Regions from separate parts of the Homo sapiens genome. Here region 1 is linked to region 2. Evidence: read pairs that join two places in POLR2A ChIA-PET (ENCODE). Cell type or tissue: CD4-positive, alpha-beta T cell. All regions are shown on one strand. Links, peaks and the distances in the headings refer to the core of each region. The heading gives the core; the rest is flanking DNA. Region 1 overlaps PTPRK (protein tyrosine phosphatase receptor type K). Region 2 holds the start of THEMIS (thymocyte selection associated).

The links. ChIA-PET counts read pairs that join two places held together with the same protein. Peaks named below come from ENCODE experiments on the same cell type or tissue, not always from the same donor. Only the 100,000 strongest peaks of a DNase experiment are listed, where the experiment ranks them.
Region 1: POLR2A ChIA-PET joins it to region 2 with 7 read pairs; 3 of 35 experiments call an interaction of 5 or more read pairs at or near these places.

The regions. Positions count from the first base shown.
Region 1 is chr6:127,993,460-127,996,393 of GRCh38, reverse strand. PTPRK (protein tyrosine phosphatase receptor type K) reads left to right here. Exons shown (of 30, transcript NM_002844.4): 18 at 856-932. Among named protein-coding and RNA genes, the nearest start is that of PTPRK-AS1, 33 kb to the left of the region's middle. In CD4-positive, alpha-beta T cell, for the core only: no CTCF peak of the experiment used is centred there; no DNase peak of the experiment used is centred there.
Region 2 is chr6:127,899,591-127,902,524 of GRCh38, reverse strand. THEMIS (thymocyte selection associated) reads left to right here and starts at 1,467. Exons shown (of 6, transcript NM_001010923.3): 1 at 1,467-1,683. The coding sequence starts at 1,593. In CD4-positive, alpha-beta T cell, for the core only: no CTCF peak of the experiment used is centred there; a DNase peak (open chromatin) is centred at 1,374; H3K4me3 peaks cover 1,745 bases; H3K27ac peaks cover 1,758 bases.

The DNA.
Region 1 (2,934 bases), core at 189-2,688, 94 kb before region 2:
CCCTGTGGAGATAACTTGCTGTTTGATTTCATGTTTGTACATAAATGCATGGGGTATTACTGAACAGCTGAGACTATCAGGATAATGAAAAAGTAAGATCTTTTCAGTTATAAATTGTTTTAACACTTCCATCAAACATATTCAAGATTGGGGTGTTATTCTTTCCACGTGCCTTTAATTCTTACTTGGAGCCACTGTCTAAACTCCAGTTGTTCGATATTATTTATCGTTAGGGACTTCCTCCTGAGTAAGTCCTCAAGATATACACGGGATAATAAAGTCATTATCAGACAAAACCACAGGATCAGTAAAGAAAGTAGCAGATAGTTTAACTTGTAACTAGCTGCTGATTTACCTAGACCACTCTGCTCTGAATTTAAATTATTTTAAAGTATCTTATGAATAGCTCAAAATCTAACCTTGATTCTCAGGGAGTAAGAAACTGAGAGCGGGAATTCAAAATTCACTTTTTAATTCTGTGGCTCATTTGCTGTAAAGTGCAGAAGAAAAGGATCCAACCCGTTTAAAGTCATGACTAAAAAGCAAAATTAGAAGTTAAGTCTAGTTCAGTTATGTAGACAATTCTATGACTCAAATGATTACTTACCAGACAATTTCATGTCTCCTAAACACTAACTATGAAGGTTCAAGTCAGTGAAGCTTAAGTCACACAATATTATAAGTGTAATAGCAAGGTTCACTAACATTCTTATATTTCTTCAAAGGACTGATTTGGTAGTAGTATACTATGGATAGACTATGGGCAACCACTGAATTCTTTAGTCTCTACCAATGACATTGTCTCAGAACAGGGGGAAAATTTAACAGCTTATATTTATTATTTTAAAATTTTAGATGATCACTCCAGAGTGATTTTGCAACCCGTAGAGGATGATCCTTCCTCAGATTATATTAATGCCAACTATATTGATGTAAGTATTTTTATAGTTAAGTATGTCTACTTTATTGGCTTATATATATGAACCTTTTTGCTTATTACCTATAAAGTGATTGCTAGCTTTTTAAAATATAAAAGTACAAACTGTACACTTTTCCTTGTTCTGCGTCCTAGTACTTACTGACATTGTTGTGCTTTCTTTCACACCTGACTTTGGTTTGGGCTGTAGATTTGGCTGTACAGGGATGTAAGTACCACTATATGTAAATAACAGCACCCTATTATAAATACAAACATTCTTAATTACAGTTATTACTAACGCTCTGTTACTACTAGTTATTTCTGCATGCTTCACCTAATTAGCTTCATACAATATATCTCTGTTCGTTTTTTTGTAATTCTTTCACATGCGTAAAGATCTATTTTACCACCTTCCCTTTTCTTGTGTAGAAAAACAGGACCATTTTTAGCTTTGACAGTTTATTATGTACTCGAGTTTTATTTGTTGATGATTTCTGTTTCTGGCTTTTATTCTTACCCTTCCCTAAACATATGTGAGAAGCTGGATAGTATGATGTGTATTAGTGTTACTGAAATTTTACTTTTTACATTTGACTTCTGACGTTAAAATGAGTAGGGAGACTATTTTGTGATGTGTTGTATTGGCTTTTAAAGTAATAAAATTACTCAGGCAAAATAATTACTAAATTTCAATTGTAAAATACACATATCACACATATATATCGAATCACAGAAATGAAAAAGGTTGCTTTGATCATATATTTCACTGTTAAATTTTGATTACATACATATCTACATGGAAATTCTTTATTTAAAGGAAGTAATTATCAAACAAAATATAGAATATTCTTAAAGGGCAATATATTACATTACCTATAAGGAAGACCTGGTTCATAATCACCCTGGAGATCTTGGGAATGTTACTTCTCTCTCTGTACCTCAGTTTCCTTATCTTTGCAGTGGGGATAATAATAACAGTACTAACCTCATCACTTTGTTGTGAGAATTCAATGAAGTAATGCATGTTGAGCATTTTGCCCAATGCCTAGCATATATTTAGCACTCTTTAAACTTCAACTATTTTTTTTACAATTAAAATCTAGGTGTGCTATAATTAAATTGATTCACAATATGTATAATTATAAGACAAAAGGTGGAGGTATTAAGAATGGTAGCATATGTATACTTCTATAGACCTAAAAGGTATGAAACCTAGGACCCAACATTTTATAATTTCCATAAATAGGAAATAATTTTCATTACATTTATTAGGTTCACATTTTAGAGTTATGAATTGTCATTATGTATTTAGTTGAACTAATATATTTTATAAAGCATAGTATATGAGTATATGAGTTCAATTTCTGATCATAATCTTACTCTTATTCATTATATAAATTTATCAAACATCATTATGTAAAACTAAGCTAATGGTCTAATTTTTAGAATAAAAAAATCAACAGTTCTATGACAAATTTGTAATTGTTCTTACCTATTTAGTTTAACCTGGGTTTTCTGCCAGGACTTGTACACTGGAGCCTTGTTATAAAATTATTTCATGGTTCATATGGTAGGACTGTATTTTAAATAAGACTTGTTATCTAGTCTTTCTGTTAAGACCCCAGTGTATTTTGGTCTATTTCTATACAATTTCATAATTTTCCCTCTCCCATTAGTTCATTATATGTAAACGATATGAGTATATACTTCTGCAATTGGTATTTTTTTTAAGAAGTGGAAATGAAATACTTATAAAGCTTGGAAAAATTTTTCCATAAAACATTGTGCTATTTTCCATAAAACATTGTGGTATATTAAAAATTTGAAATCTTCCAAATTTGCAATAACGTAATACTCATGCTATTAAATTTTAGGTTGGAGATCTCAGTTCACATGTATTTATATGTGTATTGAGTTGCCCACACCAGTATGTGGACAAATTGTACCACAGACTTTTACTAAGGCTCATTGGTAAATATGCAACAAATTCAGAACTTAGGATCATATCATCAACA
Region 2 (2,934 bases), core at 159-2,658:
GTCATTTACATGATGGCCATGGTAGAACTGAGATGTCCCCTGACCCTCTGTATGTGGCTATGCTCTCTGCAGCCTAAGGCCAAAACAGTTAATAGATAAGTGCCTGGGTTTGGTTACTAAAGAAAACGTGTAGATTCCTGTCATCTTTCAAGTGTATACATACCAACCAGTATTCTTTATTTTTTTTTTTTTTTTTTTTTGAGACAGAGTCTTGCTGTGTCATTCAGCCTGGAATGCAGTGGCATGTTCACAACTCACTGTAGCCTCAAACTCCAGGGCTCAAGTGATCCTCCTTCCTCAGCCTCCTCACAGCTGGGACTACAGGCATGTGCCACCATGCCTGGCTAATTTTTTAATTTTTTTGTAGAGACAAAGTCTCACTATGTTGCCCAGGCTGGTTTTGAATTCTTGGGCTCAAGCAATTCTCCTACCTCAGCCTCCTAAAGTGCTGGGACTACAGGTATGAGCCACCGTACCCAGCCTCAACCAATATTCTTCTACTTTACCTTAAAGAGACTTAGGAACTACCACCTTTAATTGTATATATTTTAAATATTGTTTCAGTTACATGCAAAAAATAGAGAGGGGCAGGATTTTGAAGAGATCAATGTTCATGAGTTTTCTCCTGCTTCCTTTGGTGCTGATCATTTCCCCTCCTAAATTTCAACAATAAGATCAGAATTGTGGAATTGTGAACTTGGAAGAAATTATAAAATTTATTGGACTCTTCTACTTCATCTCCATTTAGTAAATAAAACAAATGAAAATCAGAGAAGACAAGGCTGACGTTAGCCTGTAAATCAAAAGCAGAACTAAACCCAGAAAATGCAGGTTTCCTGACAAGTAATTTTAATACTTTCTACTATAGTGTAGAGATTAGAAAACTCATTTTAATGTACTTTGTTAATTTACTGTATCATTTTGCATATTCTATCCCTACCCTACCCTCCTTTAAGATTCAGCAAAATTTTTAATGTGGAAGAATAAAAAGTGGTTTCAATACTCTCTCCAGAGTATAGTATCAGAATTCTAAAAAGAGCTGACGCAAAGCACTTTTATTACCAATTTTAATGTAAAGGCACTGACAGTATGCAAATAAGGCACAAAGCCAAGCTTTAGAAATGAACTAGAGAGATAATGAATTCACATGGTGCCATTTTTAAGATTAGACTTTAGTCCTATATTCCTGTTCTTTGTTGGTGGGCAAGCCACAAGCAACTCTGACCTCAGTTTTGCTACCATAGTAGATGCACACCTGGATTAACAAAGGACAGAATGCGCTACTTAGCACGTCTCATTTTTTGGGCAGTGTCTGTTCACCCCACCCCCATCCTGTTCAACTTCAATGTCAGAAGGAAATGAAGCCACAATGTGAACAAAAAGAGCTATAACATTTTTTGTCTCCTGCTTCCCCCCTCCCTCTTCATTGTCCTCCCCACATAGAGCTACTCCACCCCACTCTGGCTGTAGTGTGACATTCCTGCCTGCCTGAGGAAGAAATGGTGAGCAGGGGCTGCAATTGCAGACAAGTGTCACCCAGAAGCCACAAGTTTCTGTGAGCACCAGGTCTACAAACTACCCAAGGCATAGCAATGGCATTATCACTGGAAGAATTCGTCCACTCCCTTGACCTCAGGACCCTACCCAGGGTTCTAGAAATCCAGGCAGGCATCTATCTTGAAGGTAAGCACTCTCCAATACCTTTACTGGCTAGAACATTCTTGTAAAGTATACATTTTTGAAAATTGGAGGGGGGGAATTTTAACAGCAAATATGTGAGTTCTGGTAAAGGAAAGGCGATCACAAAAGAAAGTAATGAACTGACCAACGAATCGTCAAAAGCCAATGGTGTTGGAGAGGGGAGAAACTAGACAGGACTCTGGGACAGACAGAAATAAGGAATTGAGTGAAGCTTCTTGAGCTTTCTGTAGGCCTTGAATGGTGAACTATTTCTGCCTTTGCTTTGAAATTGGTTGTAATCAAGAATAATAAATTTAGTTATCAATATTTATGTTTCCACAATATAAAAAATAAAATTTAGCTTGCTAAAACAAAAGCAACTATCAAAGGCACAGTGTTTAGAAAGAAGTATTTCCAAATATTTCCCAAACTTTTAGCTCCTAAATGTTGCTTATACCAATGTTTTTCTCACTCTGTAGTGGCCTAACTCCAAATTCCTTAAATAATGAAAATTTTAATTTGAAGGTATAGAAATTATTGCTACAAGATAATTTTTAAAAATTGATGTTGAAACTCAGAGTTCAATTAAACTTATTGAATAATAAGATAGTGAGTTTTGGTGTAACTCACTATGTTAATTCAGGTGAAAGAACATTATAACCTCCAATATACAACCTAGAATCTTTACATGGTTAGTTTGAATACATAGAATACAATTAATAATTCTGTAGGTGTATTTCTGGCCTCAAGAGTGGTAGAATTGAAGCAGTTGTAGAAACAGATCAAGACAAAACTACCAGGAAAATAACTTAACTGTTGGTAGGCAGGTCTTTCTTGTTCGTAGACAAAATAATGTATTACATATTATGTTGCAAAGTAAAAGAAAGATTAACACGTCAGCTCCAGTTTTTATATATATTATATATATATATATATATATAAAATATACACACACATACTTGCAGGTGATGAATTGATATGGGCTGTTATCAGCTTAGTGTACAGTTTTATTTAACTAATTTGTAAGTTGATTTTTGGAATCAGACTATGTTTTGCCGTGTATAATCATATTATCAATGTCTCTATTTCTAAGCCAGCCCCAAATCATTTTTTGTCTCATGGTTTGTGTTTTTTAGGCTTTACGTAAAAAGTCTTTCTTTATGTCTACTTTAAAAAGATATTTTCCTATGTTGTTTTTATCAACTTTACGGTTTCATATTTTGCATTTAGTTTTTAGTCTATTTGGAGGACAAT